Linked DNA regions of Homo sapiens: all the other regions are linked to region 3. The links are chromatin contacts, found by Hi-C or POLR2A ChIA-PET in ENCODE. All regions are on one chromosome and are shown on one strand. Each heading gives the region's core, a stretch centred on a gene start or an enhancer-like site at or near the end of the contact. The rest is flanking DNA. Distances are from core to core; before and after follow the strand shown. Region 1 overlaps ARHGAP23 (Rho GTPase activating protein 23). Region 2 overlaps SRCIN1 (SRC kinase signaling inhibitor 1). Region 3 overlaps ARHGAP23 (Rho GTPase activating protein 23).

Evidence for each region. A loop is a pair of places that touch in the nucleus more often than their neighbours do. ChIA-PET counts read pairs that join two places held with the same protein, here RNA polymerase II (POLR2A). Pooled maps may share reads with other maps.
Region 1: a loop to region 3 is called in a pooled map, with 2.2 times the contacts of the local background. The contact joins two enhancer-like sites. A Hi-C loop is called at or near these places in 1 of 50 pooled maps. POLR2A ChIA-PET finds 5 or more read pairs at or near these places in 3 of 52 experiments (A549, BJ and OCI-LY7).
Region 2: a map of dorsolateral prefrontal cortex shows a loop between it and region 3 (2.2-fold over the local background). The contact joins two enhancer-like sites. A Hi-C loop is called at or near these places in 5 of 168 maps with a recorded cell type or tissue (CD8-positive, alpha-beta T cell, Caco-2, HepG2 and 2 more), 7 of 37 single-sample maps with no recorded cell type and 16 of 50 pooled maps. POLR2A ChIA-PET finds 5 or more read pairs at or near these places in 12 of 52 experiments (Caco-2, GM10248, H1 and 7 more).

The regions. Positions count from the first base shown.
Region 1 is chr17:38,473,546-38,476,269 of GRCh38, forward strand. All of the region lies in intron 11 of ARHGAP23 (Rho GTPase activating protein 23), which reads left to right. Among named protein-coding and RNA genes, the nearest start is that of ARHGAP23, 46 kb to the left of the region's middle. Within about 2 kb of position 1,291, at least 3 of the 41 ENCODE cell types and tissues checked have a DNase peak (open chromatin) inside an H3K27ac peak, as active enhancers do.
Region 2 is chr17:38,556,998-38,559,697 of GRCh38, forward strand. SRCIN1 (SRC kinase signaling inhibitor 1) reads right to left here. Exons shown (of 19, transcript NM_025248.3): 10 at 2,588-2,700; 11 at 1,230-1,405. Among named protein-coding and RNA genes, the nearest start is that of SRCIN1, 48 kb to the right of the region's middle. Within about 2 kb of position 1,259, at least 19 of the 41 ENCODE cell types and tissues checked have a DNase peak (open chromatin) inside an H3K27ac peak, as active enhancers do; they include dorsolateral prefrontal cortex, where a contact is called at or near this core.
Region 3 is chr17:38,508,501-38,511,200 of GRCh38, forward strand. It overlaps ARHGAP23 (Rho GTPase activating protein 23), which reads left to right. Exons shown (of 24, transcript NM_001199417.2): 24 at 1,444-2,700. The coding sequence ends at 2,472. Among named protein-coding and RNA genes, the nearest start is that of ARHGAP23, 81 kb to the left of the region's middle. RefSeq lists enhancers at 256-1,083, 1,084-1,900. Within about 2 kb of position 1,308, at least 3 of the 41 ENCODE cell types and tissues checked have a DNase peak (open chromatin) inside an H3K27ac peak, as active enhancers do; they include dorsolateral prefrontal cortex, where a contact is called at or near this core.

The DNA.
Region 1 (2,724 bases), core at 41-2,540, 35 kb before region 3:
AGGTTCTGGGGAGTTAGTGGTAAGGGAGCCAGGGCAGCCCTGCCCTCCTGGGGCTCCTGTCGCTCCTGTTGAGCAGAGAGAACGCATGTGGCGTCATGGTTCCCAGTGCACAGACTGCCGTGATGCCGGGGTGCGGGGGCGGGTGGGCGTGGGTAGGGAGGTATCCAGAGGCTGAGACACGAAAGGGTGAGAAGCCACAAAACTGGGAGACAGTGGAGGGGCCTGACAGGGAAGATGTCTCCTTAGAGGGTCCTGGGGAGAGGGGTGCTGGGAGCCAGGGCGAGAGGTGGAAGATGAGCTGGGGAATTGGGTGCCTGCCCAGAGTGTGGGGCCTTGATACCCAGGAAGAGCCTGTCCAGGGTTTTATTATTTTATTTTATTTTATCTATTTTTGAGACGGAGTTTCACTCTGTTGCCCAGGCTGGAGTACAGTGGTACGATCTCAGCTCACTGCAACCTCCGCCCCCCAGGTTCAAGCAATTCTTGAGCCTCAGCCTCCTGAGTAGCTAGGACTACAGGCGCCTGCTACCACACCCAGCTAATTTTTGTAGTTTTAGTAGAGACTGGGTTTCACTATGTTGGCCAGGCTGGTCTTGAACTCCTGACCTCAAGTGAGCTGCCTGCCTTGGCCTCCCAAAGTGCTTGGATTACAGGCGTGAGCCACCGTGCCCAGCTCTGTCCAGGGTTTTAAATGTGGGCTGGGGATGGCAGGAGACTGGGGTTATGTCTGTGACAGGAGGAGCCAATCCCATTGCCCTTGTCCAGGTGAGTGAGGCTGGGGGCCCTGACCCAAGGCAGTGGTGTGAGGCCGGGTGGAGCAGACACTTTAGAGAGAGATTCCAGGGGAAGGAGGGCCAGGGCTTGCCGGCTGCTGGGAGGTATGGAAGGAGGAGGAGGCGATAAGGTTCCTGGATTCCTGGCTTGGGCTGAGGGAGGGTGGTGGGTGGTGGGACCCTCCCTGGGCCATGGCATACTGGAGGAACAGGTTTGGGGAGAGGAAGCCAAGTGGCTCCACTGGGGCTATGTGAGTCTGAGGGCCCTGGGACAGACCCCAGTGGAGGTGTCCTGGGGACAGAGGCTCTGAGGGCGTGGCACTAGAGGGAGGCCCACCTGGGGATGGCCTTTGTCTGTCAGCACCGACGAGTTACCTGTGCCTCTGTGCAGGGGCTTGAAGGAAGAAGGCAAGAGACCCGGCTGAGCCTTGAGAGAAGTGGGGGGGCCGGGGAGGCTGACAGAGACCAAAAAGAGCCAGCAAGTTGGCAGTGACCCATGGGGTGGGAGCCATGAGGCAAGGAGGGACCAGCCATGTGCACTGTGCGAGGAGAGCCACGTGTGGGCCAGCCCTTCCAGTCTAACGTGTGAGCCACATGAAGGGTCCTTGTGAGGGTGGCTGGCTCCCCCTGCCGGGGAGCCTGACCCTCAGCTCCTGGGGGCCCTGAGCCCAGTTCAGGGACAGGAGCTGTCCCCTTCCTGCTCACTGGCCAGTTCTGGAGGACCAGGCCTCCACTCCCTTGCTGGCCAAAACCCGATATCACTTGTTCTCTTGGTGCCGTGGCCTGGACGTTAGAGGAGAGTCTTCAAGTCAGCCTCAGGCCCTTGGTCCACCCAGGCCGTGGGCACCCTCTCTGTGCTCCCTCCCAGCCCCAGCCTCTTTCAGAGACACGGACTGTCAGGCAGAGGAGGGAAAGGGACAGTGACTTGTCCCCGCAGCCTCAGCCCCAGCATGGGAGCTGCATGCAGCCTTGGTGACCAACTCTCTCACTCATTTACCAGCCGGAGACACTGAGGCCTGGGAGTGCGGTTGACTTGTCCTAGGTTATGCCTCTGGTTTAGCCTCAGAGAGGTGCCCTTGTCACCACCTCACTGTCACATTAAAATTCTCCCTGGAGGGCTCTGCTGTCTCCTGCTCTGAATGTCCCTGTCCCCATCCAGCAGTTCTGTGATGAGCAGGGCTCACAGCTCAGGATCCACACGATGGGAGGCCAGATGTGGGCTGTGCCCATCTGCCAGCCACGGGGTCTCTTTGTCTGGTTTGTTCGGAGAGCTGAGGCCTGTGCTGGATGTGGAGCCACCAGCCAGCAGAGAGGAGCTCTTGGTCTGATGGGAGATGGAGCTCCTGCCCTCAGGGTGCTCCAAGGATCATTAATTCATTTATTCAACAAATATTGATGAGCCCTTGCATGCTGCTGCTGTAGGCCCTGGGATATGGAAATGAGAGGACGGACAAGCTCCCTGTCCCCAGGACAGCCTGAGGCTGCAGTAAGTTCTTGGAAAGGATCAAGCTGATCAGAAGCGGGAGCTGCATTGAGGGAAAAATATGGCCAGAGAAGGCCTCACTGAGGAGGTGACGTTGGTGATGCTGGAGCTCAGATCTGAAGGGGAAGAAGGAAGCAGCCACATATAGAAGTGAGGGAGGGGGCTTAGGCAAAAGGAACAGCAAGCGGAGAGGCCCTGAGAAAGGAAAGGCTTGGCTCGCTCACCTGCAAGGGCCCCCTGGCTTGACATAGTGAGAAAGGTGTGAAGATGAATTTGGAGAAAGGCAGGGACAGACCACAGGAGACCTTAGATTTGATTCTGAGGGCGATGGGATCCCTTGAGAGGATGCTGAGCAGGGGAGAGATGTGATCTCCTTTTCATTCTAACATGATCGCTGCAGCTGCTGCTGGAGAATGGTTGCAGGAGCGAGAGTAGAGACTGGGAAGGTCTGTGCATCCTCTAAGCAAG
Region 2 (2,700 bases), core at 9-2,508, 48 kb after region 3:
ATTCCCTGGGTGAGGAGAGATGACACCTGCCAGTCTGCTTGGAGATCTGGCTGGAGTCCTCACTAAGTTATCACACCTAGAGTGATGGGGTGGCCCCTTACCCTATTTCAGCCACATGGTGTCATGGGAATTGTTGCCTTGGGCCTTGCTAAAATGCACATGTACCACCAGGCTATGTGGGCCTCAGGCTGAGGAGCAGCAACCCATCTCAAGGAGCCCGTCGCAAGAGGCTCATTTATGACTTAGTGAGGAAGCTGGGCTCCAAGGAGCAGCCTCTCCTGGCTCCCGGAGTCACTGGCCAGTACAACTCAACCCCTTGTTGAAAAGAGAGGTGAAAAACTTAATGCTGGGTACAGATGAGGACACTGGGGCACAGAGAGGGGCAGGAACTGCCCTGATCACTCAGCCTCTCAGTGCTGGCACTGGACTCCAGGTCCCCTAGTGCCCTGTGTCACCAAGAGAGGGCCCAAAGGAAGGAGCAGGGCCTCTGTCTCAGATCCTTATCACTGGCGAGGGAAAGCAGGGTGGGTGCTCACTCCCTGAATGGACACTGAAAGGCAGCGTCTCCCTTCAAAGGTGCCAGACAATGGAATGGTTGGCCAGACAGCCATTTGCTAAATTTGGATCAGAAGACTGTCTTCTGTTAACCCCTCCATGCCTAAGCATGCGGAGGCACAGTGTTCGCGATTCCTCCTTCCTTCTGAAAACACTACAGCCCTGTTCCAGCTGCACTAGGAAGGAAGGTGGGTTTTCCTTGGCTATATCTGGACTCAGAGATCAGGGAATCGGATCTCCAATGATGGCTGGTCAGCGCCAGGCTGGAGCAGTGACGGCACCTGAACGCTGCACCTGAACTCACTACCCAAGGGTCACTTTGCACGGGTCACAGGCCAAAATGAAAGTAGGCAGAGGGCAGAGGGAAATCAGGCAGCTGGCCACATGACAGTGAAGCTGCAGGCCACAGGAAGCCTGAGTGTGGATCATTATGAAGCAAGACCATAGCAAAAGCAGGCATCAAGCCAGAAAAAAGAAATCAGGAATAATGCCAGCCGGTCAAAAGTTTGTGGGTCACAGTGAAATCAGGCCAGAGGAGAATGAAATCAGGCTTCAGAACAGACCAACGCCACCTGTGACTCAGAGGGAAGGGAGCTGCGCCTCCCAGGGAAACCAGGTTGCGGGTCACTCCAGCCGCACCCCCACCCCTCCCTCCGCCGCGGGCCCAGCCTCACTTGAGCTGCTGGGTAATAAGCTCCTCGTCGTTGAGATAGCGCAGCCGTTCCTCTTCCACCAGGGTGCGCTGCCGCTGCAGCGGGTCCTCCTGCCGCCGCGCCGCCTCCGACACGCGCATGCTCAGCTCTGCCTCCGTGCGCTTCAGCAGCGCGCGCACCGACTCCTGGTTCTGTAGCTGCGGGACGCACGGACGGATGGACCCGGGTGGGGGGAGCGGAGCCGCGAGGCAGGGGAAGGGCCGGGAGAAGGCGGGTAGAGGACTGCCCAATCCAGGGCGGGGCTCTGCAGAAGAAGCGGCTGCTTGGCTCCGCCTCAGGCAGCAGCGAAGGGGTGGGATGGCGAAGGGCAGGGGCGGGATGGCGAAGGGCAGGGGCAGAGGGCTAAGTTCTGGGGAAGAACAGAGGCAGGAGGAGAACGGATGGGGATCGTGGAGAGGGGAGCGTTAAAATGGGCCATGCAAAGGGGGAGCTGCATGGCTGTGGCCGCGAGCAGGGGTGGTATTGCAGGGGGAGGAGGGCAAGGTTAAGTTCTGGGGAATATGAGGCAGGAGAAGGGGTTGGGAATATTTGCGGGACAGGGTGTAGCCCTATGTAGGTCCCTGCCGACAGTGCGGCCGCATGGCTATGGCTTCCATCATCCCGGAATGGGGACGGGACTGGAATGAAGGACTCAAGCGCTGGCATTTGATAGAGCTTCTATGGCTGGGACAGGAAGACTAAGTTGATGATCGATCCAACCCTGTTCCAAGCCTGAATGGCGGGGGTGGGCAAGATCTTACCCGTTGCCCAGATGGCAATTCTCTGCCCCCTCCCCAGCCTGTCTCTGCTAATTATCCTCACCTGACGGCCCCTGGGCCTGCTTGAGGAGCGGACTCGGCGATGCCAAGCTCCTGACAGGTGGGACCATCTGCCAAGCAGGGCCGGGGAGACTGTTGGGGCTCAGGAGGGAGGAGCTGAGAGGACTTGGGGGAAGGGCTCTCGCTGACTCAGGGAAAGGGATGCAGGGCAGGAAGGAACTGGAACTGCCCCGAGGGATACTGACGACGGAGGGGCTCAGTGGGTGACTGGGGCTCCAGGAGGGCGATGGGGACTCAGGGAAGGAGAAGGAGGGCTCAATGAGGGGGTCACGGGCGAGGGATAAGGCCTTGGTGAGGAAGTGGAGGTTCAGCGAGGGAGCGGAAGCTCAAGAAAGGGGAAGGGGAGAAAGGGTTCGGAGAGAGGCCAGTGAGCGGCGAAGGACTCGGGCGTGGAAGCTCTGGGAAAAGGATGAGGTAGTAGGGGATGGGGCGGGACTTGCGGCAAGGGACTTCTACCAGTAGGTGGGCGTTGGTGGGGCGGGGCCCAGGACGGGGCGGTACCTGGAGCTTGCGCAACTGCTGGAGCTGGCCGCGCAAGTCACTGGCGCTGTTCTGCAGGCCTCGCAGGTGAAGCTGCATCTGCAGCCGGCTAACGGCGGTAGGCTGACCTGCGG
Region 3 (2,700 bases), core at 58-2,557:
GGGTGCTGGGGCATGCAAGCTTCTGAGCAAAGCTGGGTGAGGATCAGATTCCTGCTTCAGAATGGTGGCTCTGGAGGAGAGACCCGGGCTGGGGCAAGGGTGGAGGCAGGAAACCCTATTAGGAGGGGCAGGAGGGCCCAGAGAGGGCAGAATGAGGGCCTGCCGGAGGAGGAGGAGGAGTTGGCTTTGGGAGCCATTTCAAAAGAATCCAGGACTTGGCTGTGGGTGGAGGAGAGAGGGAGGAGTCACAAGACCGCCCTAAGGTGAGCAGTGTGAATGGAGGCAGTTTGGGGCAGGGGTAGGTAGGATGCTGTGGTTCCGGATAGGTGAGTTTTAAGAGCCTACAGACACCCAGGTAGAAATGGATTCTCAATGGGAAGAAGAGTCCCGGAGCTCAAGTGAGTGTGGTGTTGGACAGGGAGGCCTGGATAGCAGCGCTGCTTGGGAATGGTATTTTCTAGGGAACACGAACAGAGAAGGCAAAGGGGCCAAAAACAGTCCTGGGAACACTGAGTCTCAGTGGGGAAGGCAGGGGAAGGCAGGGGCGGGGCGGGGGGCGGGCAAGAAGAACCTCCCAAGAGGCAGAGGAGAGGCCAGAAGGGCGGATGAAAACCAGCTTCCAGAAGGCCATGGGCGGCAGCATGGGCCCTCCTGGGAAAGTGTGAAAGGCCAAGGCCCCAAAACACCACAGGGTGTAGCAGTGAGGGCTGGTTCAGGTGAGAACAGCGGCATGAAGTTGCCCAACTTGGGGTTGGAAATCACAGTTTGGGAGCGGCTCCAATCCAAACCATGACACCATACGGGATCTTTCAGCCACTTGCAGGGGCGGAGCTGGCGGCGGGATTGACCTGGGATTGGGGATTGGCGGGGTGGGGAGCTGGTGGGGTCCGGCGGAAAGGGGAGGACGTGAACTTGGGCGGGTTGCCCTGGAGAGGCCTGTAGATGCTGGGCAGGTGGGAAGGCAGGTTTCCAGGTGGCAGCGGGTGGAGAGGAGGTGGGGGACTTGTGGTCAGAGAGCGCCCCTGGCGGGGATTTGGGGATCAGCATGCAGGAAGCTCTGGTGATGACACCCCAGGGGCGTGTGTGAAACGGATTCAGGCTGCCAAGCGTTATTCACTGTGGAGAGATTGTCATCACCAGAGCCGTGTCTAAAGGATTTAGCCAGGGCTGGATACGGAAAACAGAATGGAAGGGGGCTTTGGGAGACCAGCCCACCTCACAAGAAAGAGCTGAGAGCCTAGATTTGGGCCAGCGGGGGTAGTCTCTGGACGGAGGGCGGCACGGGGCTGGAGGAGGAGCGTTTTATGATGCGGCCGTGGGTGCTGGCCTTGGCTGGGGCTTGTGGCGACTGGGTGCCGTGACGTGGGGGTGGACCGGGTAGAGCGGGGTCGGCAGGGGGCCGAGTCCGGGCGCCCCCCGCATCCTGACCTGTCTCCCACACAGGGTTCGTGGGCCCCCAAGAAGGAGCCGTACGCCCGGGAGATGCTGGCGATCTCCTTCATCTCGGCCGTCAACCGCAAGCGCAAGAAGCGGCGGGAGGCGCGGGGGCTGGGCAGCAGCACCGACGACGACTCGGAGCAGGAGGCGCACAAGCCTGGGGCGGGGGCCACAGCGCCGGGGACTCAGGAGCGGCCGCAGGGGCCGCTGCCTGGCGCCGTCGCCCCCGAGGCCCCCGGACGCCTCAGTCCCCCGGCGGCGCCGGAGGAGCGGCCGGCCGCGGACACGCGCTCCATTGTGTCGGGCTACTCCACCCTGTCCACCATGGACCGCAGCGTGTGCTCGGGCGCTAGCGGTCGGCGGGCAGGGGCGGGGGATGAGGCGGACGACGAGCGTAGCGAGCTGAGCCACGTGGAGACGGACACTGAGGGCGCGGCGGGCGCGGGGCCTGGGGGGCGCCTGACACGCCGGCCGTCCTTCAGCTCGCACCACCTCATGCCCTGCGACACTCTGGCGCGCCGCCGCCTGGCCCGGGGCCGCCCAGACGGCGAGGGCGCGGGCCGGGGCGGTCCCCGCGCCCCGGAGCCGCCCGGCTCGGCGTCGTCCAGCAGCCAGGAGTCGCTGCGGCCCCCGGCGGCGGCGCTGGCCTCCCGGCCCTCGCGCATGGAGGCGCTGCGTCTAAGGCTCCGCGGCACGGCGGACGACATGCTCGCCGTGCGCCTGCGGCGGCCGCTGTCGCCCGAGACCCGGCGGCGCCGGAGCAGCTGGCGCCGCCACACCGTGGTGGTGCAGAGCCCGCTGACTGACCTCAACTTCAACGAGTGGAAGGAGCTGGGCGGAGGGGGCCCCCCGGAGCCTGCGGGCGCGCGGGCGCACAGTGACAACAAGGACTCCGGACTCAGCAGCCTGGAGTCCACCAAGGCGCGGGCCCCGTCGTCCGCTGCCTCGCAGCCGCCCGCGCCCGGGGACACGGGGTCCCTGCAGAGCCAGCCCCCGCGCCGCTCGGCCGCCTCCCGCCTGCATCAGTGTCTGTGATCCCCACCTCCCGCGCCGCTCGGGCGCCACCCCTCCCTAGAGCCCCTTTGGAACCAGGAGGCTTCACCAGCCTGCACCTCCTCTTCTGTGGCCCCTGGGTGCATGGTGTGGGTGGAGGGCGCAGCAGGCAGTGTCTCTAGTTGGTGTGCTGGAACTGGCAGGGCAGAGGAGAAGGCTGGGGCCGGACTAATTGAATGGAAGGGGGTTCCAGAGGTGATGAGCAGAAGA